Regions from separate parts of the Homo sapiens genome. Here region 2 is linked to region 1. Evidence: read pairs that join two places in POLR2A ChIA-PET (ENCODE). Cell type or tissue: MCF 10A. All regions are shown on one strand. Each heading gives the region's core, and the rest is flanking DNA. Links, peaks and the distances in the headings are about the cores only.

Region 1 (15,394 bases), core at 7,194-11,193:
GAAAAGCTGCTTCCGGCCCTGCAGCACTTTGCATCACTTTTCACACTGCAGCTCTGACACTTACCCCCTCCTCAGAATCTGAGAGAAATCTCCTGGCTAATGAGGGACTCCCTGACAAATGCCTCCATAAGTTAATACACATTAGATTACCAGAGGTAATGGAACAATAAATGTTCCCAGGGGCCTTCAGCATCCCTGGAAGTGTCATCCTGCCCATTTGAGTCAAACTACAGTTAAAAAGTTACCAACAATTATATGGAAACTACCATCTTGACTTTGTCGGAGGAACTCAACCATCATTAAATAGACAATGCTCCTAGGGATTAAAAAACAATCAATGCTCCTAGGGATTAAAAAACAATCTTAGATCTTTTTATCCCATGGGAGCTAGTTTAGATTTCTGAATCGTCTCAGGGCTGATCTGGGCTTCTAAACTGTGGGAAGAGGCAGCAGGAATGAGGAAGCAACTCTGGGTGCAAAGGTCAAGACAGGTGAGAAAGCTGTGTGTGTTTGAGAAATTATCAGTAGAGCTACCAGGCAGACAGGATTTTACCTAAAACCTATATCATTTTAAAAGTTGTGTGCACAGAGAATTTCAGAAAATCTCTATACTCAAAAGAATGTATGTAAGATTTTGTTATCGTTTTCAAATTGTCCAACCTGAGCTATTTCCTTGGGCTTAGGATCAAAGGGTCATTGTTACTGTGATTTCAGGTTGCAGTGCGCTAACAGCACATCTCAAAGCACAAAACACTAAATTTCAAAGGCTATTTAGGAAACTGACCTTTGCACTTGCTGTTTTCTTCCCCAGAAAATTCTGACCTCAGTCGTAACGGAACAGTCCATTCCCTTACCTCGTTTTGGGTCTCTGCTCAAATGTCCACTTACTGATGATGCCTCCCTACCATCCCATTTGAAGTGGCACAAAAACACTCAAACGCAGGCTCTACATCACCTTTGGATGCCTTCGTTTTCATTATTCCTTTTCTTTCTCACCATCTCTCATACTACAGATGCATTTGCTTATTTTCTGCCTTCCTCTCCCCACAGATGCAAGTTTCATAGAGGAACTTTGTTTTTTCACTGTTACATCCCAGTTCCTGACAGAGTACCTGAAACATGGTCACTGTTCTATTCAATAAATATTTGTCAAATGAATAATGAACTGTATAGATGGTTTACCAAATGTCACGTATCTCTAATTCTCTTCCTAGCAGCACTGAAACTCTAACAAAGGTTCTGAGACACACACACAAGGCTCACATCTCCTTAGATGTCTTTTGCTGTTTCAGCTTATGAAGCAAATGTATCCTTCTAAGTTACCCCCAAGAATTTACAGAAGCAAGTTTCTCTTCTAATCTTCTCATGATATAGCGTTAATTAACACACCACTTGCCCTTCTCTGCAAATATCAAAAATTTTGATGCTCAGAGAAACCTAGTTCTCTTTTCTTACCATATTGATCTGAAGAGCTGGTGAAGAGAAGATAGTCAGAAGCACAGGTCTGGGATTCGATATCCAAATCTCCCAACCTCAGAATCAGTCTTTTCCCCTTTGGTACTGTAATTGTCTTTTCGCAAACAGTGTGATTGGGGTAGGTCCCGGGATAATTCTTAGATGTCATTGTGCCACTATCCTGATAAGTCACTAGGTGTCCACAGCCATCACCTGGTAAAGAAAAAGAAGGGGGGAATAAAAGAAGAAGGGGTCATTAATTCTTACTGAGGATTGAGAGTCCAATACAATCTCCAAGTTATGTATTTTATTGTTTTTGGGCAGAAGGAAAACCAAAAAACAAAAAAAGAAGACTGAATTATTAAACAATATCTATTGTTTCAGGTTATTTCATCTCTTGTTTTCCAGTTTTATCTTCTTGTTGATCAAAACATTTCACACATTAGAACGGAAAGCCCTTAGGAAACAAATCATTTAATCATTATTTTTTCTAATCATCTATCTCTCCACCCGTCCAAACTTGCTCAGCAGGCCTTGCATGCATTTGCCAAGCCAAATGTCATGTAATAATTCACAATGGAGAAAAAATATTACTCACTTTAGAAGGTGGTTGTGCTGATTAAATGAGATAATGTACAGAAAATGCTCCTGTTAGAATCTGAGGCTTAAGCTGATGTAACTTTGTTTAGCTACAAGTCATTTAGCTGGGGACTGAGCCTAATAATCATTTGAAATGTATGTCTTAGTTAATGACACTCACAGATTCTAAAGTTCCTCATAGACTTGGGATGTACAATCAGAAAATGTCAAGGATCTACTATGTTGAGTGCTTTTCATAACCAGACATGGTATTAAAAGCTGGAAACACAAAAGCAGCACTTGCTGTCTCATAGAACTCAGAGTAAAATGGCAAATAGTCACACATTCAAATAACTATAATTCTAGGTGCTATGTGTTATATATACATCAGGGGTCTAAACAAAATGCAAAGGAGAGAGGCAAGAAAGAATGTTGCAGCGAATTACCAGCATTTCATCAAAACAAGAAATTATCTGAAGACTTTTCTGAATAGGGAAGTTCACCTATTAACCTACAAGTTGCTCTAGTTGATTGAAGTGACTTAGTCAATCACACAACTATCCAAGGACATGCACAACTGGGTGGGCTGCAAGGAGAATGAGCATACACTGCATTCAGATTGCAAAATGTCTGTGGTTAGCACAGCTTCACATAAATGAAGCAAAAATTTCTGGTCTCAGCTGGAGGGAGAGAAGCAGAAAGCTGTTGAAGAAGGAACTCTCAAAGGTAGTAAAAGAAGGCCTCTCCATCCCAAAGTCTCTGATGGAGAAGCCTCACCTTGGGTATACTGTGAATCTGAGGACCTCAAAGCAGCCCTCTTCCCTCCCAGCCTCTTCCCCAGTTAGAGGTGGATTCAGGAGTCTTCCTTTATTCCACTTCCTTCTTGCCTTGAGGTGTTGGGGCCAAATGGTAATAGAGGTTTATTAAAAAATAAAAAGAAAAAAGAAAAAGATTTGAAAACTCCAGAATCTACATCATCTCAACAGCCAAGGCCTAGGGAAAGGATCTACCCATTATCCAGAAACTCCCACGAGATTCCTGGCAGCCCCTGACAGAGGGCTGAATTGGGGAAATAGAGTTGGCTTTAATGGACCAATGGGTTAAGAAGTGCCGGGGGGAACTTTAGACAGCCAAGATAAAACTACTATGAAGCCCTGAGATCTAGGCAGAATTAGTGAAATTTACATGGTAGGCAACAAAGACACATAGAATTTTTTGAGTAGGAAGATAACGAAACAGGTATTAGAAAAAGATGATCAACCTGGCTGGACAACGCTACAGGAACTAGAATGGGGACAGAATCTGGATCAGAGGAGCAGTAGGCAGGCTAGCAATGGGGGTAGCTGGAACAGGAAGGAAGGGAACAGAAAACAGGCAAATTCTTGAGACAAAATCAACAGACTCAGGTTTGGGGGAACTATGGTGAGAAGAACAAAGGAGAAAAAACACCAAGGCCTTGTTCAGTCCAGAAATGATTGCAACACAGAGGCCAATATAGACAGCAAAAAGAGTCCAGAGAGGGAGCAGGTTTGGGCCCAAAGGTTGTAAGTTTGGTTAAGTTTGAGGTGACGGCTAAATTCCTTGGGCTCCCTGGCAGTTGGTAAACACAAAATTGCCAAGAATTAAATGAAAATGATACAAGAGAGAAGCATAGTGTGCAGGAGCACACAGTGCACGGGGCTTTGATTTGAAATCTGAATTATTTGTCGGCTTTAAAGGGCTTTAATAAAATATCCAATTTATAGTTTCTCTTTAAAACTGAAGGACAAACTGGGAGTGGTGGCTCATGCCTGTAATTCCAGCATTTTGGGAGGCCAAGGCAGCGGATCACCTGAAGTCAGGAGTTCGAGACCAGCCTGACCAACATGGTGAAACCCTGTGTCTACTAAAAATACAAAAATTAGCTGGGCATGGTAGCGCGAGCCTGTAATCTCAGCTACTCGGGAAGCTGAGGCAGGAGAATCGCTTGAACCCAGGAGGCAGAGGTTGCAGTGAGCTGAGATCATGCCACTGAACTCCAGCCTGGGCAAGAGTGAGATTCCGTCTCAACAACAACAACAACAACAATGACAACTGAAAGACGTGACAACCACATGATCAGGCATTCTCACAGGGCTAGTGACACAGTGGCTGTCCCTTGAAAGGAGCCAAACACCCTAGTTCTTCACCAGGTCCTTGTTACTCATTTCTGTTACCTGCCCTACCTTTGTAAGCATTTATTTTGAGCACCCTCATAAAGCAATCCTAGGGTAATTAGTACAAACAAATATGCATCTCAATATAAACACAACACAACCTCTCCAAGCCACCAAAAAATCTCCTGATCAAATATTTAAATGTCACTTTTCTTAGGACTATGAAATTCTCCTTTCATAAAAGAGGAAGAGAAAAACTTTTTTTTTTTCAGAAAACAGTTAAATATGAAATAAGGAGCAATTATATGAGTCAACCTACATGTGACTATCATATTCTAAATTTTATTTTTTTAAAGTGACATGTGTCAGCAAAAGAAAATCTTAGGGTGTCACTGTTTTTTTTGAGACGAAGTCTCACTCTGTCGCCCAGGCTGGAGTGCAGTGGCAGGATCTTGGCTTACTGCAGCCTCTGCCTCCTGGGTTCAAGCGATTCTCCTGCCTCAGCCTCCCGAGTAGGTGGGACGACAGGTGCATTTACGTACGGCTAATTTTTTTGTATTTTTAGTAGAGACGGGGTTTCACCGTGTTAGCCAGGATGGTCTCGATCTCCTGACCTCATGATCCACCCACCTCGGCCTCCCAAAGTGCTGGGATTACAGGCGTGAGCCACCGCACCCGGCCAGGGTATCACTTTTATTCAGCCCTGTAATTGTATTTCTTTCCGACCACTTCCACTGTAAGGCCTAAGAGGAAACTTCTTTCACCCAGCAATGCTGGCACAATGCAGGCAAGTTCAAATCGTCAACATTCCCATCGTTACTTTGCCTGGGGATCTCTACCTCCTTGGGAAAATTTCTCTCTTCCATTAACTATCAGAACAAAACCCCATGAGTCTTTGTTCTGCCAAAGAACCTGAATCGCAAAGGAAGTGCTGAGTCCTAATTTATTAAAAAGCGAACTGTCATCAGAAGTTCTAGTATCACTCTAACCTATGGAAGTAGACTATTTATGGAGTTTTCTGTGGCAAGACTAATATAATAAGTTTATTCCATGGGTATTAACTACATCAGGAATTTTCACTCTCTTGTGCTTCCACAGTTTGGGTGATTTCAAAGGATTAAGTAGAAAGATGCCAAAGGGTAAAATGAAAAACTGCTAGGGAGAGAAAATGCCTACAATGTCATGTGTTGAAGAAGGCAGATGCGTACACATGAAAACCAATAGACAAGTATTATTTATTTATTTTTGAGACGGACTTTCGCTTTTGTTGCCTAGGCTGGAGTGCAGTGGTGCGATCTCAGCTCACCGCAACCTCCGCCTCCCAGGTTCAAGCGATTGTCCTGCCTCAGCCTCCTGAGTAGCTGCGATTACAGGCATGCGCTACCACACCCAGCTAATTTTGTATTTTTAGTAGAGATGAGGAGAAGCATTATTCTTATTACCTCATTCTGACACTCAGGTAGCCTACCTCTCATAGCCTGACTCTCTCTAATTGACAATCACTGACAAAGAAGACAAAAGTTACTTAAAAATCTATCAGTTTATCTTCTTTGTCTTAGGTATCAATGTCAGTATCCTGGTTGTGATATGGTATTGTAGTTTGCAAAGATGTTATAATTGAGGGAAACTAGGTAAAATGTATACAATATCTCTCTGTATTAGTTCTTCCAATTGCATGTGATCTACAATGATCTGAAAATAAAAAGGTTAATTAAATAATTGAAAAAATAATGTCAATCAAGTTTGCCTGGCTGGGGATGGAAGTGAGGAGGCTTTTACTTTTTCTATTTTATACTTTTTTATACTCTTTGCATTTTGTTATCCTGTATGCTTTTTCTCTTTTTTTTTTCTTTTTCTTTTTGAGACGGTCTCATTCCATCACCCAGGCTGGAATACAGTGGCACAATCACAGCTCACTGCACCCTCGACCTCTGAGGCTCAAGCAATCTTCCCACGTCAGCCTCCCAAGTAGCTGGAACTACAGGCACACACCACCACACCTGGCAGATTTTTTTTTTTTTTTTTGGTAGAGATGGGGGCCACACTATGTCGCCCAGGCTGGTCTGGAACTCCTAGGCTCAAGCGATCTTCCCGCCTTGGCCTCCCAAATGCTGGGATTACAGGTGTGCACCACTGCACCTAGCCTAAAATTCTTTTAATTAAAGCATTAAACAGATCTGCAAAAAAAAGCTCTCTATGAAATACAGTTGACCCAGTTTCTTCAGCAATGAATTAAATGAAGAGGCACACACAAAAAAGTGTTTATTTTAGATTTAAAAGACACTTATGTGCCATAGCAATTAAGTGAGACTTGCTTGAATCCTGATTTGAAAAACCAACCTTATAAAATCTTTTAAATAGATAATTGAGATATTAAATAATTTCAGATAATTATAATTTTATTAGGTGAGATAATGGCATTGAGGCTACATAAGAAAATGCCATTTTTTTGAGGGATGCCTACTGACATATGCAGGGCTGAAATGACATAAGGTCTGGGATTTGCCTTAAAATACCTGGCAAAAAAGAGGTGATGCAGAATAAATGAAAAAATACGGAGAAATGTTGATGGTTGCTATAGATGGATGATGAGGGCTCACAGTTCTAAGAATATTAAAAATTAAAAGAAATAAAGATCCATCTTTAAGGGAAAAAAATAAAACCACGATCTTATGATTAAACTCCAAGTAGTGTTGTGGGGAGGATAGGCCGGGAGTGACACAGTAAAGTGCCACCTATCTAACATCAAAATAGGGGGAATGGGGAATGAAGAGGGGAGGAGGAAGTTTTGCCACAGGGAATTTGACCACTCTTCAAAGTGGCTACACCACACAATGTTTATCTGTTCCTTCCTTTCGACTGTAATTTCTTGCCAAAGCACATGATGACTAAACTAAGTATCATTTCCTCCTCTTCTAGACTGAAAGCTCCTCTCAACTGTAGAATATTTCCAGGGTGGTCTCTCTGTAATGGGCCTAAATCCTGGTGTCTGTTTGGAGCCACAGCTGGTTTGTGACACTGACCACCACTTCCTCAAAACAATTTACAAGAACAAAACTAGATGTATGAAGTTTAGATTCTGGAAAAAGGTGCAAGTATTCATGAATATTTCAGAACTCCCAAAGTGATCTATGTACAGAATTTAAGTATACAGATTTTAATTCTGAACATTTGGAAACAATCTAAATTAGAAATGAACAGCCAAACTGATATCTCCAAGCAATGTGATGTTAAGGAAGTTACTCATGTTTTAGAAGAATATTTAACATGAAAACACTTTAATACAGAATATATTGTACACACATAGATGTGTAATATTTAAAGTGTTTACTTCTATGGTATAAGTTTACAAGTGATTTTCATTTTATTTATACATTTTTCCTCTAAATATTCTATAATATGAATACATATAAAGGAGAAAAATAATATAATTAAAACTACCAAATTCACCTAACATTCTTTGTAACACTAAAGGCTACTTTCAACATTAGCCTCATAATACAGATAGGAAGAAGTCACGGACTGTCATTAAAAATTCAGGAAACAAACAACTAGGAACTTAGTATACTGTAGTTCTCACTTCAAGAAGTCCAGTCAAGAGAAGAAAGATATATTAACAAGTAAATTCTTGAGACTAACTTGACAGAGTTACAGAGATATGGACTCAGTATCTATTCTCCAAATGCCTGAAATTAATGGATAGGTCTCTACCTTTTAGCTTTTAACATCAGCTATTCAAGAGTTGTCGATATACAAGCTACTTTCTAAATAAGCTTAGAACAAATCCTAGATGCTTGTATACACAAGCCAATCCTTTATTTAGTCTACTTTAATTCCATCCACTACAAAAGGAAAACAATAACTTCCTTAAAAGACTATTTCCCTTTGATAAGAAATCATGTTCCACTAAAAGAAAAGCAAAATAAGATATACCTGGTATGGACTAAGTTCTGCAATACTAGAAAGTATGATTAGACTTTAAAAGAAAACTTGTAACTGAATTGCACTTGTTGGAAAATGATTTGGGTGGAGTAAATTGAACAGTGCAAATATACTTTTTTTAAATTTTTTTTGAGACGGAGTCTTGCTCTGTCGCCCAGGCTGGAGTGCAGTGGCGCAGTCTCGGCTTACTGACCTCCGCCTCCCAGGTTCAAGCAATTCTCCTGCCTCAGCATCCCGATTAGCTGGGATTACAGGCATGTACCACCAAGCCCGGCTAATCACATATACTTTTTAGATTGATTATTAACTAGTCCTTAGAGTAAGACAGAAACCTCAAGCTTTTTTAAAATTATTATTATGGCCTAGAGTTAGAACACAGATTTTTTTATCACACCTCAAGTAATCACATATGCATACACATGCATAAACAATGAACAAAAGTTAAATGATACCACTATTTTATTACATGTAATGCACTGTGATTATTTCCTATTCTATTCAGTTTCATTTTTGTTTTTGTCAAAGCATACTGGTTGTGCCTACTGAAGTGATTTCATTACCTATTAATGGGTCCTAACCTGCAACTTGGGAAAGAGTGCTCTAAAATATCACAAAAGTAAAACCATTTCTAAAAACATGATTTCATTAGTTGTATCCTTGCTCTTCTAATATTCAAGTTACAACAGGTCTCAACACATATACAATCATCCATGTGTGGGTGTGAGAAAATTTCTTCCCATGTCTAAGATCAAGTGAGCTCTTGATGACTACAATCTTTTCAACCACAAAGGAGAGCTTGCAATTATTACAGAGTTTTGTCTGATGGTAGGGCAAACAGATTTTCCAAGATATCATTAATTCCATTCTCAGCCTTACTCTCTTAGAAACTTTGCTCTTCTTCAATTGTGCTTAGCTTTTTACCTTGTAGGCCGCCAGAAGCAAAAGAAAAACAGGAGCAAAAGGGCCTCAGTTGCTATGTGAGAATGAACAAAGGCAAAACAGAACTTGTAATGATAAAACAAAATAATTATTCAAAATCTTCAGTTTTTCTGAAAGGAATATGGATAATAATACTATGCTGAAAGAAGTTACAGCTATCGACTAGAAACACATGACCATGTTTTATAAAACTGACAATCTCTTTCAACTTTATTCTCACCACATATAAAATAGATGCTAATGATATGACTAGTGATCTAATAAGGATGATAATGCTGTTGACTCAGCAGATGAAACATTTGAAAGTAAAATAAAAGGAAACACAAGGAATATGTCAAAAGTCTCTCTGTGGAAACTTTCAACATTCCTATCAGCTAAAAGTGTCACTTAAAATAAATCAGTCTGAATGTATGAAAATGAATCAAATCATTTAAAGAGATCCTATCTACGATTCCTCTATGATTCCCTATATAATGTGGGATTACTTCCATCAGTGTCCAAAGACATCAATAATTACCATGTTAAGATATTTAAAAGATTCATAATTTGCTGCCAAAGGAAAAAAATCTCAAAATCTAGCCAATGCTATTCTTTAATGTGCTATACATAAAATCAGTGAACACTGCAGTTTTTGGTCACTCTCCAGTCTTGAGACTTCTGCTGAAAAGCAAAAGATTATTAGAAGGCTTGTGGATGTGGGGGAGGAGAGTTGACACACCTATCATTTCCTAATTCATAAATTATTTCCATATACTTGGGAGGTGACAGAGCATAATGGTTACAACCTGGATTCTGGCACAGCCCTGCCTAACACTGGCTTTGTGGCCTTGGGTGAGTCTTTTTACCTCTCTAAGGTAAAACTGAATTCCATCATCCATAATCTAAAGACAACAATAGTGCCCAATTTCATGAGCATTAAAAGGGAGAATGCTAATAAAAACAAAGTATCAAGCACAGAGGCAACCATATAGTAAAAATTCAATATGTTAACTGCTACTATTTTTATCTTAAAATTCTACACATTATTAAAGTATCAAAAATATTGCTTTGAATTAGCTGACTTTGTCCAAATTCCATCACCCATTGGCTGTATGATCCTAAGAAATCCCCCATTTAGTGTATATCAATTTTCCTCATCTGTAAAATTACCAACCATAACTGGGTGTGGTGAAGATGAATAAGGCTGTGTGTGTGTGCTTTAATCGGCTGAGAAAGTCTAATTAGAATGCATTTCCCAGTATTTATCTAATGCCCACTTACTGCTATGTCAGCATGTCCTGAAGTAGATACTGTGGTACTAGTCTGGGTGGTTTACCAGGGGGTTATGCCCTCACCCTCCTCAAAAGAGCTGCAAGGTCAGTAAGCTTGCAGAATTCCACCTTTTTCTTTACCACAGAACATCTCAAAGCCCTTACAGTGTATAGTGAAGCTCTGATGCGTGTTGCAGTTTACAGTATTTCCCAGAAAACTCTTTCCTCTTGGGGCATCTCCTGGGAGTAGTGCTCTGTGAGACATACTGGTGAACTCCTGGGTTAGACTCTCACAAGTGGGACACACAGAGAGATCCCATGATAGGGCTTCTGGGATTGAAGATCTTACGTGGAGAAGTGGACTTTGGCCTCTGGAGTTCTAAAAATGATACTGAAGTTATATTATGTGACTTGATTCAAAAGCAAGACTTTTCTCACTGTTGTTATTAAGTTACAAGTCCTTTGTGGGCATCTACAACAAACTGGACACATTGGTTAAGAGAAGTTTCTTAATTTCAAAGAAGACTTTTAAGAAAAAAAAAAAACTTGTTTGTACAGCGAAACAATTCTAAGACAACTGTTTTATCTCTGTTGAATAGATGCTTAGAATAAGGAAGTCAGAGAAAAGAGGCTGCTGACCTTTGTTAATAATGTCAGGATGTTGATGTAATATCCAAGCTGCCACTGCTTCAGCTGAAGATAAGTCAAGAAATCTTTCCTGCCGCTGGAACATGCTAGCTTTCTCACCTTGGTTTCATGTTAAATATGCATACTGCCAATATTCAGATAAAGTGTAATATTGATATTGACTTTTCTCTCTGGAGTCCAGAAAAATCCAATATTACCAAGTAAAGACAAAGTTAAACTGAGTTTTATAAATTAAAACTGTAAACACTTCTCCTTTGCACATAGATGTGAGCTTTCACTTTCACAGATAATAGTTTTTTAAAAATTGAGAGCCAAAAAGTTATTGGGAAAGGAAAAAAATAAAATTATGAAAGGGCCCTTACTAAAAACTAGCATTTACCAAACATTCATTGTAAAAAGTAGCAGATACAGTGTTCTAAGGACTTCATATTACCTTATTTAGCCTTCATGACAACCATATCTGATAATGATAGTTTTTAAAAATTGATTACAAATTATTTCACATATATACACACACACATATATATACAGATACACACATACAAAGAGTAATTTCACAAACATCAAAGTGTATACCCAGTAGCTTATAAGATAGGACATCTCCTATACAACAAAACTGAAGCCCACAAAACCCTTTCTTCACCACACATCCCTCCTATTATCTCTATTCTGTGTGTGAAGGAGTCAAGGCTCTGAGATGCAGCATAACTCAGCCCATGTGGCTGGGCTGGGATCAGACCCTAACCTGAAGCTAGTCTGACCTCAAAGACGATGGAATGGAATCATGTGCTCTAGTGCCACTACTGCCTAAGTCACCCATCTTAGAGGTGACAAAACTGAGGTAGCGATATTTAAGACATTGCCCAATCTCACATTACTGCTGAGCAGCATAACTGATATTTAGTTTTTTGTAGTCATACTCTTTTTGTCTCAAAATTAACATGAGAAAAAAGTCATGTTTAATTAGGAGTTTTTTTGTAAAAATTATGATATGAGAAGTTCTATCATCCCCTTTTTTAAATTATCGAAGTACTCTTTACTAGACTATTAAGGGAAAGGTCTAATGAGAGGTGCCTATTTTACTTCCAACAAAGGTTGTTCACTTTGCTTAGCTCCTGAAAGATGCTTTGTAAAAGAAGGTGTCAGTGTATTAAAGTGCTACTTCTCACACTTCAGTATGCAAACTAATCACCTGGGGATCTTGTCAAAATGCAGGGCCTGGAAATTCTACATTTCCAAAAAGCTCTTATTAGTGACTGTTCTGTTGGATCCTGTAAGATATATTCTGAGTAGCAACAGACTGAAAAAGCCCTCCTTATTAAGAGGGATATTGCCATGAATATTTTTTAAAGTGAAAGAAAATCCTCAAGATAAAAATTTTGTATGGTTTAATTTTAGTATCTATTCCTAAAATTGGAACACATCTGTATCTGATACTTATTTTCACTCCAGATTTCATTTATAAGTCTAGGACAGGCAACAATAAGTTCCACGATCTATAGTTAAGCCAAAATGGCATTTCTGAAACCTGGATAAAAGTGTCAATTCAGGAATTACTTGAGCATACTGTGGAAAATAAACAAAGAAATAGGATGGGAAGCTTTGTGCAAGCGTAGGTTTATGCACCATATCCACGGAACAAGCAATCAATGTTTACTGACAAGAAAATAGCAAATCTCACTGGGGAGACATATGGTGTCTTATCATACATCTAATAAGGTATGAAACATGAGAGTTGAGAGAAAAAATAAACCTCATAAAACTCATATCATAGTCCAGTCCTGAAAACTTTACTGCTTTTGCACATTCCATATTCTGCACTGCTGGATGTATTGCAATGCTATAAAAGCAATGGTTAGCTACCAGTAAGGACTTTAAAAAATCTTAATATTTCTATGGCAAATGTGATCACCTCAAATATAAACCAAAGACTATGAATTTCAGGCTTAATTGCATAAGTAACTCCCTCAAACTGTGTTCCCCTATGACTTCTTTTCTAACTTTTTCTCCCCTGGATAGGAACATATGATGGGTATCCTTGGAGACAAAGGGCAGGAAACCATTTCAAGGCATTTAGAATTGTAAGATACGTGCCTGGTTCCCACTTTGGGCACACAAAGTAAATGTGTCTTGGGTAAATAATTATTTCTCTGAATCTCAGTTCCCTCAATAGCTCTCAGAATTGTTGGGATTAAATTCGATGTAAAAAACATACAACGATTCAAAATACATATGAAGATAGAGGTTTAAAATTTGTCTATATGAAAAATCAGACTGGACAAGCAACAACAGTGATTGGATGCTTAAACCATACAGTGAATTGTTGACAGGGAAATACTTTTACTGAGTCAGAAACTAACATTCCAAAGATTACTTGTAACTCATAGAGAGACGGCAGTTTTATAATGGAGAGATCGATGTATCACTTCCTAAAGTCACTGGTGATTCTGAGCATCACTAAAAGTGGAGCAATAATCACAACAATAATAACATATGCGTCCTATTGTGATACAATTAGAAGTACATAGCACCTTTGAGTACTTTTACCAAAAACACTTAGTCTGAATCTAATCGAGTCTTTAGGTCAAATTTCGGGCTTATACAGAAATACAGGTATAGCGCACCAAGTAAAAGATAAACTACTCTGAAGCGGTGAGTACACTTTAGGACGTGAGCTGTGTCACAGAACAACTGAACCTGGTTTCCTCGCAGGAAAAGAAAAAGTATGTGGGTGGGGGTCAGTGATAGATTAAAAGTGACTAAAGAGACATAATAACTAATATGTAGACCTTGTTTGGATCTTTGTACAAACCAAAGGTTAGAAGACATGTTTAGGATAGCTTGGGAAATTTGAATATGACTTGAGTATTAGATGATATTAAAGAAAAACTATTAGTTTTCTTAGGTGTGCTCATAACATTGTGGCTATGCAAGAAAATATTTAGAGATTCAAATGAAATAGGAAAAAAGTCAAGAAATCCTTAATAAATTTTTAGTTTATTAATAGATTTTGAAGTCTCAAAAGACTTGTAGACCCTTCTGAGCTGGCAGTGACAGTAGGTACAGGGCCATTTTTCTGTCTGCAATAGGCCATCTCCTATTTTAGTCTCTTGGCAAAGCAGGAGCTTTCCAGGGATCCCAAAAAAATGGTGGGCGGAATGGGGGCAAACCTTGGTTCATTTTATTCTCAAAATAAGCAGCCTCCATTCTAAAATCCTCAGAATGGAAGCAATTCAAATATATGAATCTCATGTTCCAGTGGTCCCATGGGTCATTAAGCCTCTACAGTTTTCTCTTTTGGGCTGAAATCAACCACATTTTAATATGAGGTAAACTTGCTTTTGTGAAAAGCAATAAAAAGGCTGAATTAAATCCACTCAGCCATTTAAAAGTTAGGCAACAAACACATAGATGTTTATCTATTTTCCCTGTAGGAAATTTTATGCCTTGGTAATTCAAATTTAACTGGACATCACACTTTTAATATCCTTTTGTCTTGTTTTTTGTCAGAAATAATAGTGAAATAAAGTTTTTCTTTCCTTTGTTTTTCAAGAATACCGTGCTTCTTAAAAATCATTTACACTCAACCTTTAAGCACAATCACTAAACATGCTCAAATGCAAAAATGGAGCTATACATATTATTAGTTTGCAAGGATTTTAATTTTGTGAAGAAAGAAAACAAAGACTATTCTTTTTCAGTAAATGTAAATATGTTGAACACTGAATAAGAAGGCCACAACAGCGGTTATAATTTGAGTTTGAAGATGCTGACTATAAAAACTAACTTGGGTCTCAATAAACTCCAAATAGTCTAATAATGAACAAGCCTGATCCATTCAATACAAATTAAGAATCTCACCAAAGAAGGATTAAAAAAATACACCTTACCTTTCTGATACTTAGTATGTTTAAACTTATGTACTTTTCTCAAATAAAGTATGTATAGGCAAATTATTTGACTCCATTAGTAAGAGAGAGTAATTTGAATAATATAAAACAAAAACATTGACGAGACACATCAATTATAAGTTGGCCTGGACAAAAATTCCACTTTCCTATTAGATATTTCTCAGTAGCAATAAATGACTTAGAAATAAGTTTTTGGTTTACTTCAAGGCAAATTCTAAAATAAATATAAATATGGAATTTTTCCAAGTAATAAAAAACTTTCAATGAAACACAGATTTAAAAAATCAGAATATAAAAGCATACACAGACTAGGGAGCAGAGGGGGGAACCCAGGTATTAGTTTTATTGTTGTTCTTTATACCTTTATTTATAGTCTATAATTTTGTGTCTACACAATATTTAATAAAAACAATAGTAAATGTGTGTGTACACACATGTATTTGCTATAGGGGTGTGTGTGTGTGTGTGTGTGTGTGTGTGTGCATTTACATAAAAATATATAGAACTAAAACATGTCCTCAATGGTTCTATGTGT
Region 2 (15,394 bases), core at 5,890-9,889, 100 kb after region 1:
AGTTTTAGCAAGAGAATACGGAGAGCCCTAGATGAGAGAGGCACACACTCTCTTGCGCTGATGGACAGGAGTGCGTGGTGAGTGAAATCTTGTTTTTTCCCCAGAAAATGCAGACCTACCAACTGCTCCCTTTGCTTCTTCCATTGGAAGCCACAATATGACATTACGATGGAAATCTGCAAACTTCTCTGGAGTAAAATACATCATTCAGTGGAAATATGCACAACTTCTGGGAAGCTGGACTTATACTAAGGTATGAAAGGCTGCCTTTGTACCTCAACCCAGACCCCTTCCCAATTTTTTTTTTTTTTTGAGACGGAGTCTCGCTCTGTCGCCCAGGCTGGAGTGCAGTGGCGCGATCTCAGCTTACTGCAAGCTCCGCCTCTTGGGTTCACACCATTCTCCTGCCTCAGCCGCCCACAGGCGCCCGCCATCGCGCCCGGCTAATTTTTTGTATTTTCAGTAGAGACACGGTTTCACCGTGTTAGCCAGGATGGTCTCATCTCCTGACCTCGTGATCCGCCCGCCTCGGCCTCCCAAAGTGCTGGGATTACAGGCATGAGCCACCTCGCCCTGCCCCCAATTTTTAAAAGTGCCAAATTATTACTTATAAGCGTAAAGGCCTTCTAGAAAAGATTCAGCTGTAAGATGGGTAGTTGGGTTCAGATGAACTTTAATCTCAGCTGCTCTGTAACATGCTAATGCTAAGCCTTAACATTAAGGCTTATTTTATAGGGAAAATATTTATTTTATAAGGAAAATATAATGTTGGACATATATACTATTCCTTCAGTACAGCATCACGTAACCATTCACCTCATTAGTCATTATCTGCCCATCACAGCTAAGATGAGTCTAGCTAGGATGGAGGGCAGAAGAAAGATTCTCATGGGGGTTGTAGCAATTCAGAAGTACGGTCTATGGTGGTCATCCAGGACTGTGTCTTTTAGGGAAGCATGAGAAAGTTTAGAAAAAAAAAAAATAGTCCCAAGATACTATGTGTACTAACATAGAAAAATTCAAGTCCTTGAGGTAAATGCCAAATAATTGAATCCATAATTTTGCTATTTTGAAGGGGAGAATTTCTGAGTGAATTCTGCACGCTGATATCTGAATGGCTTAGCTCTAAGCTCCAGGCCTCTTATTTCATCTTCTCTGTTGAGCCATCCATCTTCTACAAATTAATCTATGCTTTTTAGTCCCAATGTGGGGTGCTGATTCTATAATGCTGATGATTGATCACTCCTTGATCTAGACTGTGTCCAGACCGTCCTATGTGGTCAAGCCCCTGCACCCCTTCACTGAGTACATTTTCCGAGTGGTTTGGATCTTCACAGCGCAGCTGCAGCTCTACTCCCCTCCAAGTCCCAGTTACAGGACTCATCCTCATGGAGGTATGGTGTGCACACATTTCTTATGAAAGGACATTATTCCAAAGCTTTGATTTAGTTTGTTTTTATTTTAAACAATGAAATAAATCTATTCCTTCCTATTAATCGATCCATTCAACAACTGGGTACATAACTATGTGCCAGGTAGTATTCTAGGTACTCACAATACCTTTATGATCAAAAGAGACAATGACCCCTGCTCCTGTGGAGCTCACTTTCTTTTTTCTTTTCTTTTCTTTTTTTTTTTTTTTTTGGAGACAGAGTCTTGCTCTGTTGCCCAGGCTGGAATGCAGTGGTGTGATCTTGGCTCACTGCAACCTCCACCTCCTGGGTTCAAGTGATTCCCCTGCCTCAGCCTTCCAAGCAGCTGGGACTCAGGCATGCACTACCATGCCTGGCTAATTTTTTGTATTTTTAGTGGAGATGGGGTTTCACCATGCTGGCCAGGCTGGTCTTGTATTCCTGACCTCAAGTGATCTGCCCGCCTTGGCCTCCCAAAGTGCTGGGATTATAGGCGTGAGCCACCTCGCCCAGCTGGAGCTCACATGTTGTTGGAACAGAAATATTCTGCAATAAACATAAGAAATAAATAAAGTATATTGTAAGTGGGATGGTGCTGTGTGCTATAGTAAGAGGAATATTTTGAGCAGGGTTTGTCATTTAGAGGATTGGAAATGAAGAGTGAAGAGGGAAGGAGAGGCCAGTGGCAGTATGAAATAAGGTGGCCAGAATGAGCCTTGGTGAGCTGGTGGGGTAAAGTTTGAGCAAAGACTTAAAGGAGGCAAGGAAGTCAACCAGGCAGCTATCTCACATAGAGAGTTTCAGGCAGAGGGATGGTCCGTGTGGAAGACCTAAGGCAAGAACATCTGTGGCCTGATCAAGGAGCAACTAGAAGGCCCACGTGGCTGAACAAGAGTGCAGGAGGCAGAGGAGTAACAGCTAAGGTCAGAGAGATGGGGGCCAGACCCAGTCTACCTCAGGGATCTTGGTAAGGAATGTGGCTTTTATTCTGGAAGGAGAGTCACTGTAAGGTTTTGAGGAGAGGAGTGACACGATCTGATGCGAACTGCCTTATACATTAAAAGGAAAACTGGCTGCTGTATGGAGAATGAACTCTGGGGTGTGGGAGGAAGCAGGAAGAACTGGTAGGAAGCCATGTGGTGACCCAGGTGAGAGGCCCAGGGGTGGTAGTGGTGTGGTATAGATATGTTTGGATTCTATTTTTATTTCTTGATGTAATTTTAGTCTTTTTATTGCCTAGGTTATAAACTTCTTTGGCTGTGGAAAAATAACATCAGTAACAAAATTCACCTCCTGTTTTTTTTTTTTTTTTTTTTTACTGAAAAGTTTGTTATTTTTTGTATTATATTTTTAATATAATTGAAAGGAAGATTGCGCACTTTTTTCATTCATTCAAGTATTTATCAAGGACTATTATATACCAGACATTGTTCTAGGAACTAAAGATGATAAAATCCTAACCCTTATGGAGCTTGCATTCCAGCTAGGGAAGACAGTCCGATAAGTAATTAAGTAAAAGTATTTTCTGGGTTATGGGAAGACCCAATGAATAGCATCCTTCTTCTTAGTCTGAATTCTGAACCAATAAAAGATAAAACAAAAACGGCCAGAAGATGGCTGCAGGAATGTCAATATTATTTCTGATAAGGGCCAAATTGTATGATGATAGATTTTAAAGTAGGAAGTGCGATGTGACACATAGCCAGAGACTTGGTCGCACAGGGCCATACTGACCCTGATAAGGAGTACAGATTTTATTCTAAGTGGGACAGAATGTCTTTGGAGTGTTCTAAGGAGGGGAGGGACTTGTTCAAATTTTAAAACTTTCAGTATGGCTGATGCATGGAGAATAGACTGGGAGGGTGGAAGGAGGGCCAGGGAAGCTGGGGAGCTGTTAGGAGGCCAAGCAAGTCAGGCTTGATTTGGTGATGGCTCTGACAAGGATGGTGATGGGAAAACAGGGAAAGGTTTGTCATATATTTTGAAGATTGAGCTGTTGGGGTGGCTGAATGGATTTGGCAAGGAAGATGGGAAAATCAAAGTTGCTAACTTAGACTTTCAGTCTGAACACCTGAATGTCATCATTTACTGAGACAGGGACAAGGGTAAAGGAGGAGTGGCTTTCCTAGATAAAATCGTCAGTTCTGTTTTGGCCAAGCAAAATTTGAGATGTCTGTTAGATATCCAAGTGGAGTTGCTGAGGAAGCAATTAAATGGAAGGATTTGGAACTGAGGAGGTAAGTCGAAGGTATCCAAACTACCAATTTAGGAGTTATCACCACGGAGATGTGATTCAAGCCATGGGCCTGGAGGCAATATGCTGAAAGTGAATGTGGTTGAAAAAAGGAGAAGGTCAAGGTGTCAGCCCAAGGGCCCTTAATATTTGGTGGCTGGGAAGAAGAAGAGGGACAGCAAAGGACATGGAGAAGGAGAGACTCAGGAGCTTGTGGTGTCTCAAAGCCAAGTGATAAAAGTGTTTCATAAATGAAGGTGATTGAGTATGAAACAGTGACATTATCTCTGGAAAGCAACAAAAAGCTTCTTATCTGCTAGATTCCTGCTTCCTCATTTTCCCACCCTTTATACAGAATGTTGCCCTATCAGAATATAACTTTATCTGAGCTGCTGTCCTCTGAATACTAATATATCCTTAGAGCAATTCTAGCTCTAAATAAATGTTATTGTTCTCTTGTTCAAAATATATTCATGGGATATCTATAGATGCATGGATACTTTAAGAAGCTTACTCCCTTGTAGAAGAGATAAAGCACATGCCTAACTAACCTCATAGTAAGGTAAAGCTTTATTAAACACATAGAAAACGTACTGACAAATTCCCATGGAAGTTTAGAGGAGGGAAGTATTTATTTCTGAAATGAAATATCAAATAAATCTCTTTGGAGGAAGTCTCATTTGTTGAGTTAGACATGAGGTGAGGAGAGAAAAGGGCAGGTCCAGGTGTCTATGTGACCAGGGTCACCAAGATTGGATTCTAAGGCATGGAGGGAAATTAGTCAGTATGCCATCTGCTGGAAGCATAGAATACAGGAAGAAAAATAGTGAGAATAACACTGGGAAGGCAGACTAGGTCCAGATTACCAAGAATCTTAAATGTCCTGGGTAAGGAGTTTGTACTTTATTTAGAATGCAGTTAGGAGCTATGGAAGGTTTTAAAGCACAATAGTAATTGCTTCACTTGCTTCTCAAAAAGAGAATTTTGGCAACTGCACATAGAATAGATTGAGAGAATGAGTGAGATTTGAAAGTACAGAGGTAGAGACCAGCTGGGAGGTTACTATATTATTTTAAGATTTTATCAAAACAGCTTTTTAAAAACAGAACATATATTGGGGTATTCTCTGACTTATTATTTTGAAGATGTGACTTCCACACCAGGAAAAGCATTCAAGCCTAGAAGCCTTAGAGGAAGGCGAATGCTGGGGCAGACACCGAGGGAGAGTTGTCTGGTGCCCTCACCCTCAGAGTTAGCTGAGGCAACCCAGGAAGACATGCTCCAGGCTGGATGCCCTAACCCTCAGCTCTGGAGATGTGCCTATGTGCAGAGAGCCTCAGGCTGAACTAGGCCTTGGACCTAAGCAGAGCCGAGCAGCTGATGAAGTGGGTTGGGGCATTTTCCCCCTTCCCTGATGGTTGCTCTCTCCTTGCTTGTCAGATCTCAGGGTTTGTGTGGCCACCTCTGCTGATTATTCTGACTATTCTTGCTTAGCGCCTCAGACCAAACACTGGCCTAGGACCATGTTCGAAATTTTCCAGATCAGAGGAGAATGAATTCTTCCTTGTTCCAAGCAATGCCATATGTTATCCAACAGTGCTGGGACATTTTCCGGTGCTACAGAAATACCGTGCAGGGACATTGGCTGGGCAAATCAAAATAATGAAAACAAATTTTGCTGTTCATTTCTGGGCCTTTCTCCTGGATAAGCAAGCTCACATACCCTCTGTGTCTTCTAGACCCTACATGGGTGTCCTTCTTATGGATAGCATCTCATGTTTCTGATTCTCACTTTTCTAGCTACATCAAAACTTAGAAACTTATCTGTATTGTGTTAATTGCCTCATAACCCTATTCTCTTTTAGCTGTGGGAATGACATGATTTTAGATGGTGCTATTGCCTTTTTTTTTTTTTTTAAGACAGAGTCTCGCTGTTGCCCAGGCTGGAGTACAGTAGCACGATCTCAGCTCACTGCAACCTCCACCTCCTGGGTTCAATCGATTCTCCTGCCTCAGCCTCCTGAGTAGCTGGGACTACAGGTGCATGCCACCATGCCTGGTTACTTTTTGTAGTTTTAGTAGAGATGGGGTTTCACCATGTTAGCCAGGATGGTCTCAATCTCCTGACCTCGTGATCCGCCCGCCTCGGCCTCCTAAAGTGCTGGGATTACAAGCATGAGTCACCGCGAGTTTTTTTTTTTTTTTTTTTGAGACAAGGTCTCACTCTGTCACCCAGGTTGCAGTGCAGTGGCACAATTTCGGCTCACTGCAACTTCTGCCTCCTGGGTTCAAGTGATTCTTGTGCCTCAGCCTCCCAGGTAGCTGGGATTACAGGCATGCGCCACCATGCCTGGCTAATTTTTGTAATTTTAGTAGAGATGGGTTTTTGCCATGTAGGCCAGGCTGATCTCGAACTCCTGGCCTCAAGCGATTGGTCCACGTTTGGCCTTCCAAAGTGCTAGGATTACAGGTGTAAACCACTGCACCCGGCCTAAATGGTGCTATTGCCTTTTAACTGGGTCTTTTCAGAAAATAATTTCTTAACAAAGGAATGATTGTCAGACAAGGGATACCAGCATTTCAGGGATGATTTTTGTGTTGTTGTTTTTTTTTCGGTGGGGAAGACCTGGACAATGATCGCATCTTGCCATGTAGGTGACATTTAACTTGCTTCAATGGTGGAAGATCACATTTGGGCATTGACCCTAATGACTTAAAATTTTGACATTCTAATTATATTATAATTCAGTGGGAGAAATTTATTTCTTCCCTGTTTATCATGGTGACTGACTACATGGAGCCGAGGAGTGATGCAATGATGCTTGTGTTTGCTGAAAATTAGTCTGAGAGTTAGAGATGAATTGCATCAGAGAAAGGCTGAGAGAGCAATTAAAAGGGCTTTTAAAAGTCAGTGGTGATGCAGAGCATTTGCCAAAAGTGTTCAGAGGGAGAGAAATCTACTCAAGAGCAAAGTAACTTCTAATTGTGTCTTTCTATGGAAAGAGGAGAGAAAGAGTCTGGTTTTAGGGGTTTGGTTTGAAAAGCAGGTGGAGACACAGATGGAAGCTAGGCTGTCAGATCATTTGTTGTCCTTTCTTTTTCCACTTAAGTAGCTGCTGGGGACTGTGTGTGAACGCTCAGTTGTTTCATACATGCTCCTTTAATCCTTTGCCAGGGCAGGGGTGCTGAAGCTCAGTCAGCCTGGATTTCCAGGACCTGAGAGCTGGGGTAAGGAAAATGTAGTCTGGGTCATTAGAGCTGATGCCAACAAAAGTGAAGCCAACTGTTCGAATTCCAGCTTGTCTGAACCCACATCTCCAGCTGGAACCAGCAAGGCTGCCCCACTCAAATGAGTGAAAAGGCCCCAGGATGGACTTTTTTTTAAACTCGTCGATCATTGACTCCAGTTTTAGTCAGACTCTCCTCTTCTTCCTAAACTGGTTCCATCCCATGTTTCAACTCATTTAAGTCTCTAGAGATTCCTGATGACTTTTTTTAAAAGGGCCATTATTGTATTCGTATACACTATATTTAATTTTATTTCATTAATTAGAAGTGAGGAAAGTAACATTTGAAAGGGCCTCTTGGGAAAGGAGCGAACTGGTTTAGACATCTTACCACCTTTCCTCTATCACATATTTTGAGTATTAATAAAATTATTTCGTTTCCATTAAGTTTTCAAAAAAAAAAACAAGACTTTTTTCCATCTTATTTTAAAAACATCATGCTTGCACATTTTTCTGCTCATTATGTCACCATTATCTCTTCCAGTTCCTGAAACTGCACCTTTGATTAGGAATATTGAGAGCTCAAGTCCCGACACTGTGGAAGTCAGCTGGGATCCACCTCAATTCCCAGGTGGACCTATTTTGGGTTATAACTTAAGGCTGATCAGCAAAAATCAAAAATTAGATGCAGGGACACAGAGAACCAGTTTCCAGTTTTACTCCACTTTACCAAATACTATCTACAGGTAAGAATTAAGTGATACAGAGGAAAATGTAACCAGCATGGCTGCAGGCATGATAATTATTTAAGAAATATGGGTATCAAATAGTTTAAATGTGCTTTGAGAAGCGCCACTGACTCCATGGTGTTGGGTTGAAGTCATTGTGGTTTTCCTCAGGCTTATATGCCTATTAGATTATAGCATCCTAAGCAAAAACATTCTCAAGTATTTCTATTATATTCAGAGGATACTTATAAATATGGCTAATAAAGACATCGTAAACACCATGAATGTCAAATTTTCATTTAATCCAATATGAAAAAAGTAAGGAGGTAGAGTTCTGTTTAGGCATTTTTATTAACCATTAGGGTAATTATTTTATTATTGTTAGCTTTTCTATCATTTACTAGAGCCTCTTTAAATTCGGAGAAGAATGGGGGTCATGCAGATAGCAGAGTTCAGCTTTTGACCTCTATGACCCTGAACTGTTCTAGGGGAATGCAAACAAGGATGTGATTGATGGTCATTTCGGTGCTGAGCAGTGGCACCACGTAACTAGACTCATGCATTGCCACATCACCCTTTAAATAGAAATGTTATTGCTCCTTCTATTTTTATCTCATGTTCACACCATGCCATGTGAAACACGTCTCTCCAAATTGTTTTTGGAATAGGTTTTCTATTGCAGCAGTAAATGAAGTTGGTGAGGGTCCAGAAGCAGAATCTAGTATTACCACTTCATCTTCAGCAGGTATGGGTCAGGCTTCTTCCTTTAGCTACACAGGAATGAGGGTGGCAAGGGTGGTTTCAGAGCCAGAAGCCCTGGGTCACCTGGTAGACCTCAAGACCCACCTCTTCTGCCCAAATGATTATTGTCTTTTGGGTACTTGTTAAGTTTTCCATTTTAAATGAACCTAAGTATTTGATGAATTAAAGTAAGTGGTTAGATATTAGAATTTGGGAATTGAAAATCAGAATAAAAAATTTAGGGTTTTAAAAAAATGGCCTCAAATCTTTGGTTTCAGTTGAAATCACTAGTGTTTCTGACTCACATTTACACACTTAAGGGATACATATAACTTTTCTGCCCTAATCCCTATTTTAGATTATATATAATTATTTAATATATATCAGACATTGTTTTCCAGTATCTTTGTTTTTAAATATATCTGGACTTTAATAATTTACATTTTACTATATAAGTATTCAGTCTGCCAAAGTATCTTTTATTATTTTGTAAGCACCCTTTCTTTTTGGCTTTGGTGTTTTATTGATTACCTCAAGTGACTGAATACTTACTGTATGATATATGTGTGAGCAAAATAACAAATGAAAATGCTTTCTAAGAAGTACTGGAAATTTGAGGGGAAACTAATAAAAGATTTTTGAGAACATCCAAAGATTCACAATTCTGGGAGCCTGTTTTCTATTTTTACTAGAACCCTATTTGCTGACTTGACTGCCCCTTACTCTAATCTGTACATGCCTGTGCCAATGGGTATTGAGTGTCATCCATCATCAGCCTTTGTTTTTTTGGCTGTTCCTAGACTCTAGGAAAGGAGAGGTATTTTTGTTATGTAAGAAGCACGTCCAAAGGGTGAGTTAAATATAGAGCAGGGTTAAGGTTGTTGTTACTGTGATTATTGCATAACATTCATTAAATACCCTAAAAATGTTCACCCATGCACCTTGTGTCAGTCTCCACTTGAACAGGATATCAAGCAGAGTTCTGCAGCCTTCCAATGTCATTCCTTTAAGGACCTTTCTTCTGCCCTAAAGGCAAAGATACTGAAGACAACACAGAGACAACCAGTGTCTGACAATATGTGTGTGTCATGCATAACCCACTCTGGCCTGGGGTGGACCACCTCCACCGAGCCAATTCTCATGGCTGAAAATAATAAGCTGAGCTGGGGCAAGGTTGTTGAGAATAGTGATACATCATGTGATGTCATTTCTGGGTTATTTAGGGGCATATGAACATAAATCCTATTTGATTGTTACTGTACTTCCTACCTCCAATCATAGAATAATGTGAGTTATACCATAGATGCAATTCTCCAGTGCCATTAGAGAAAATTTGACCAGCCTCTTTCAAGCACTAGTCCCCTTGCTTTGAAGGGTAGTACTGATCTTTTTTGTGTCTGTTAGTGTACCTGTGGTTGGTCTACCTGTCTGCAAATTGTGTTGTTTTTTTCAGTTCAACAAGAGGAACAGTGGCTCTTTTTATCCAGAAAAACTTCTCTAAGAAAGAGATCTTTAAAACATTTAGTAGATGAAGCACATTGCCTTCGGTTGGATGCTATATACCATAATATTACAGGTCAGTATGATAAGGATAAATGATTCCTTAGTGTGAAAAGAAGATTCTAAAAGAAGTACTTCTAGAATAAAAGAAAATTTTTGAATATTTCTGGAACATATTCTCTTAATATCCTAATATATTAGAATAATTTAGAAGAATATTTTCTTTTAAAATAAAATACTTCTATTTTAATTTATTAATCATTAAATAAATAAATTCTCATTCATACAAGTTTTTTGTCCTGGTTGTTATATAATAATGTGTGTGCACTTGCATGGCTCTTCTAGGAATATCTGTTGATGTCCACCAGCAAATTGTTTATTTCTCTGAAGGAACTCTCATATGGGCGAAGAAGGCTGCCAACATGTCTGATGTATCTGACCTGAGAATTTTTTACAGAGGTTCAGGATTAATTTCTTCTATCTCCATAGATTGGCTTTATCAAAGAATGTATTTCATCATGGATGAACTGGTTAGTCCGAGAAGTTAAAGAGGAATAGTGATAGACAGTGATACTGATATGCATATCTTGGTATATTTAATACTAAACACAATTGCCTTATTCAATACATACTCAAGTATTTACTATGCCTTAGATACTAGGTTATCAATGAATCATAGATCTGGCCTATAGGAGGGTGTAGCCTTTACCTAGTGCTAGTCCTGACATAGCATTAAATCACCTTTATTTGTACTTTTTTAGAGTCATGAGTTTATACTAAAAATAATTCATCTTCTATAAGATAGTGGTGGTACCTGTCTTATTGTTAGGTAAGACTGCCAGTCATGATCAAAGTTAGCTGCAAGCATTTAAAATTATATCATAACCAGAGGGAAATTTAGTAGTTCTCCAAAAACACAGTAGTACTGTACTTTTCGGAAGACCATTTTTTGTTGTTGTTGTTGGTGGTGGTGGTGCATAAGGACTATTTTGAGCTGATGAAGACACAGTCTTGACATGTTTCAAATTCTACTTCTTTGGAAGGTACAGGCTTATCACAGTAAGCAACAGCCATTGCTGTGGTTGAAAGTGCATAAACCTAGATATCGCTTAAATGTTAAAAATAGTTGAATGCCTCTACAAGCCAGGAAAATAGGCACTTGTATTGCATTGATGTCAATAATGTATAAATTCATTAGGATATAGGATATAAAACTGTCGTTTAAGGGCTTTTTTTTGCTCATTTGTCTTGGGCAGTGCTCAGTGCCTAGTACAATTCCAACAGAACAGATACTCAGGGATACTTGTTGGCTGAATTTAATGCTGTATAGACAGATGCTAATCCTACCGGTATATTTTTTATTTTTTTAGGTATGTGTCTGTGATTTAGAGAACTGCTCAAACATCGAGGAAATTACTCCACCCTCTATTAGTGCACCTCAAAAAATTGTGGCTGATTCATACAATGGGTATGTGTTAGCCTTGTAAAGATGAATTCTCTTCCATTGGGAATAAATAATCTTTGAGAAACTTGCTTGCTAATGAAACATTGTAGTACCAGATGAGCCTATCTATGCATCTTACTTTAGGTGAATTTAATTAAATTCAGGCAAAGTTTTCATTCTGTAGAGCCAGGAGGGAATGTTTTTTCAAACATAAATCAACTCTTATAAAGTAGTTATTTCTCTCTCCTTCACAGCCAAATATGGGAATATGGGAAAGACCTCCTGTCTGGGAGTCAGGGGTTGGGTTCTAGTCCTGGATTTGCCACTTCTTTATCATGGGATTGAGTCTCACTTTCCGCCTCAACACTACCTGTGATAAAGCCCCTTCATTCCACCTGTTCCTTTTGCTGAGCCATTCAACTGTAGTTCATTCCTCTGGTTTGGTTCTCACATCTATCAAGAGGTTCTTTAATAAGAAAGCTGCTAGCTTCCACCTTAGGAGACAGGAGCTGATTGATAACTCTGCCTCCTACCCCCAAATGAAATGGACACATTGTACCGCAGTCTTGCTGTTAAATTGGAGTAGTACCTGAAGCAAGTAATATCATGTCTATGACCATTGATTTATCAATCCATATAGGGAAGGTAATAATACTTACCCAGTTGGGTTATTTTGAAGACAAAATGAGGTATTTATTGTGCATGTATTTTGTGAACTCCAGATATATATGAATATGAAGGATAAACACATAGAAAGTTATTTTGGAGTTATTATTTCTCAGATATGACCAGATAATAACAGATTAGTAACCAGTAGGCAAAGCCCATGTTTGTAAGATTAAACTTTTTTCTTTCCTGTAGGAATAAAGTTGCTTTCATTTTGAATGAAAAAAAAAATACAGCTCATAACATGTTTTTCACAAACAAAACTTTCTTTTAAAAAAGATTGTTCATTATAGATTTTAAAATCAAGCTTTCTATTCCTATTCATTCACAATTTACTAAAGATTTATTTTAACTTCTAGGTTTGAATGAATTACTGAATTATGGAATATTTAATGCTTTGTGATGTAGGACAAGGATTCTCTGGATCTTACTGTTTTCATGTGTAAAGGTCTACGGTCCTATGAAATGTAACTTTGTTGTTGACACTTACACAAAATGACTCATTCTGAGGATAATGAACTTTACCCACTAATCGATCATTCAAATGCGATCACTGAGGTCTTCAGTGGCTCTTTTTTTCCATTAGGATAAAATGGATTTGTGCTTAGATTTTGCAATGTGACTAGAAATGATAATGATAATTAGTATTTATACTGAATGTGTGTTTCTAAGTGTATTATGTCCAATAATTCATTTAATTTGTATTCAACCCTATGAAATAAGTACTTTTATTATTCTAGTTTTATAGATAAGGAAAGGGAAACACGGGTTGATTCCGTAATTGTCTAAGATTATACAGCTGTTTTGCGATGGAACCAGTGGAACCAGACAGGCCCTGGAACAAGAAATCTTGCTCCAGGACTTCTAGCTCCAGGGCCTGTCTTCTAACCATCTCTCTATACCATGATAGGAGAGTTTCTATAAAAATCAGCATGTAACTTTCAGCAATAGTTTGTGTTTAGTAGTCCTAAAGGACATCAGATGTGTGAAACAGTGTATTGTCCTGGTATTAGAAATATTTTCCTCTATGCTGTTCTTTTTGCACTGCAAATTGTCTCCTCATTGAGTTCAGACTTACTGTAAAACCTCTGCTTTTCTTCCTACCACCACTTCCCCATCTTCTTCCACCCCAGCTTCTCCTCCTCACTCTGTCCTCCTCTTCCCATGCACCAGATCTCTTCACCTTTTCTATTTTTCTTTCTCTTCCTCCCTGCTTCAATATAATAATTGTAATATTTACCACAGATAGTTTTCCTTTTATCTACTCTGAAATTCCTCCAAATTCCATTAACAATTTTGAATTTAGGAAACAAAAGCAGAAAATTAAGAGCCAAGCTGTTTTTGCTTTTTGCCTGCTACAATCCGTCCTCAGGGAAAAGAACATAGCTACATATCTCAAAATGGAGCTTATATCTCAGGATATTATTCTAGCATAGGAGTTTTGAGAAAATTGATCAAGATTTGGAATAGTCATCAAGGGGAATTAGAGCAGAACTAAATAAGGACAAGGAAAATGATTTGACAGTTTTGATGAGAGGTTGGAATGCTGCCAGTCCTTGGGGTTGGGATAAGAATTTATCAAAGTATACTTCTGTTAGCACCTTTCTCCATAATCACGAATTGTAAATTAGCTACATCCACATTAATGGTTTTATATTTTAGTTAAAAGTTTATTTACATATTTCATTGTCAATGAAATATTTTGGCAGTATGTTTTCTTTTTCATTATTAAAATAACCTGCCTCGTTACTGTGAGGTTTGACTTTAAATTAGATGTGCTTCTCTAATTCTTCCGTTGGCTTCTTTCTCCTGATTGCTGGATTTTCCTGCTTCAGTCATGTGTGGGGTATTTCTTTGTGGTTTATAAAATGGTAGCTCTATTGCCTGCATCAATTGTAGATTAAAAAAAATTAGTCCACTGCAAATGCAAAGTAGCCATGCTAGTTATAGCAAAATGATAACTGTACAATTAAAAATGGTTTAAATGTTTTACTTTCTTCCATTTATCACTCAGAATGCATGAGAAAATTTACTGATAAAATTAGACTTAAGGATGTGTGTTTTTTGGAGGAAAATGTTTGATAGTAAATACCATATTTAGCCATGTGATTTCTATATAGTATGTTTTCCTTTAAAATTTTGAAAGACCCTTCCTGGCCAGGGCTGGTGGCTAATGCCTGTAATCCCAGCACTTTGGGAAGCCAAGGTGTGCAGATCACTTGAGCCCAGGAGTTCAGGACTAGCTTGGGCAACACGGTGATACCCTGTCTCCACAAAAAATACAAAAATTAGCCGAGCACGGTGGCAAGCCTGTGGTCCCAGCTACATGGGATACTGAGGTGTGGGAGGATCACCTGAACCCAGGAGGTTGAGGCTGCAGTGAGCTGTGATTGTGTCACTGAACTCCAGCCTGGGTGACAGAGTAAGACCTTGTCTCAAAAAAATAAAAGACCCTTCCTGTTTTTGAATTTTTTGATTCCTTAAAAAGTCACTTATAATAATTAAGAGACTAAGCATTACAAGTGAGGCTGAAATTTTCTAATGTTCCAACTTGTAACTTAAACGAATAGAGTATATCTTAGGAAATTACCTTTTTCTACCTTGGAAAATCCTGTACTTAGCAACATCAGAGATACATAGTTCTGATTGTGCAACAGAATGAAGCAATTAGCTGAGGAGGTTACTCATCAACCTTTGGACTGAATCTCATGAGGTTTCTTTTGTTCCTGTGTCAGGTATGTCTTTTACCTCCTGAGAGATGGCATTTATAGAGCAGACCTTCCTGTACCATCTGGCCGGTGTGCAGAAGCTGTGCGTATTGTGGAGAGTTGCACGTTAAAGGACTTTGCAATCAAGCCACAAGCCAAGCGAATCATTTACTTCAATGACACTGCCCAAGTCTTCATGTCAACATTTCTGGATGGCTCTGCTTCCCATCTCATCCTACCTCGCATCCCCTTTGCTGATGTGAAAAGTTTTGCTTGTGAAAACAATGACTTTCTTGTCACAGATGGCAAGGTCATTTTCCAACAGGATGCTTTGTCTTTTAATGAATTCATCGTGGGATGTGACCTGAGTCACATAGAAGAATTTGGGTTTGGTAACTTGGTCATCTTTGGCTCATCCTCCCAGCTGCACCCTCTGCCAGGCCGCCCGCAGGAGCTTTCGGTGCTGTTTGGCTCTCACCAGGCTCTTGTTCAATGGAAGCCTCCTGCCCTTGCCATAGGAGCCAGTGAGTGCTCTGTCCCCAGTGTGGTTACTGGCCTTGCTGGAATAAGAGGAAGGTTTGAACTGCTTGGCGTTGTGATTCAATTTTGAGAGCCCCATTTGGCTATTCAGTCATCAACCAGAAGCAGCTACTTAGCTAAAAAAAAAGTTTATACATTTGTTCTGCATTTATTAGTTTTACATTAGGAGAATCTCTATACTTCTCATGTATATCC

The links. Peaks named below come from ENCODE experiments on the same cell type or tissue, not always from the same donor. Only the 100,000 strongest peaks of a DNase experiment are listed, where the experiment ranks them.
Region 2: POLR2A ChIA-PET joins it to region 1 with 5 read pairs; 3 of 35 experiments call an interaction of 5 or more read pairs at or near these places.

The regions. Positions count from the first base shown.
Region 1 is chr6:117,490,041-117,505,434 of GRCh38, reverse strand. DCBLD1 (discoidin, CUB and LCCL domain containing 1) reads right to left here. Exons shown (of 15, transcript NM_001366458.2): 2 at 1,456-1,668. Among named protein-coding and RNA genes, the nearest start is that of DCBLD1, 15 kb to the right of the region's middle. In MCF 10A, for the core only: no CTCF peak of the experiment used is centred there; a DNase peak (open chromatin) is centred at 8,834.
Region 2 is chr6:117,389,139-117,404,532 of GRCh38, reverse strand. It overlaps ROS1 (ROS proto-oncogene 1, receptor tyrosine kinase), which reads left to right. Exons shown (of 44, transcript NM_001378902.1): 6 at 105-253; 7 at 1,256-1,394; 8 at 7,417-7,618; 9 at 8,269-8,345; 10 at 9,795-9,917; 11 at 10,187-10,371; 12 at 11,212-11,309; 13 at 14,687-15,183. Among named protein-coding and RNA genes, the nearest start is that of ROS1, 29 kb to the left of the region's middle. RefSeq lists an enhancer at 8,909-9,078. In MCF 10A, for the core only: no CTCF peak of the experiment used is centred there; no DNase peak of the experiment used is centred there.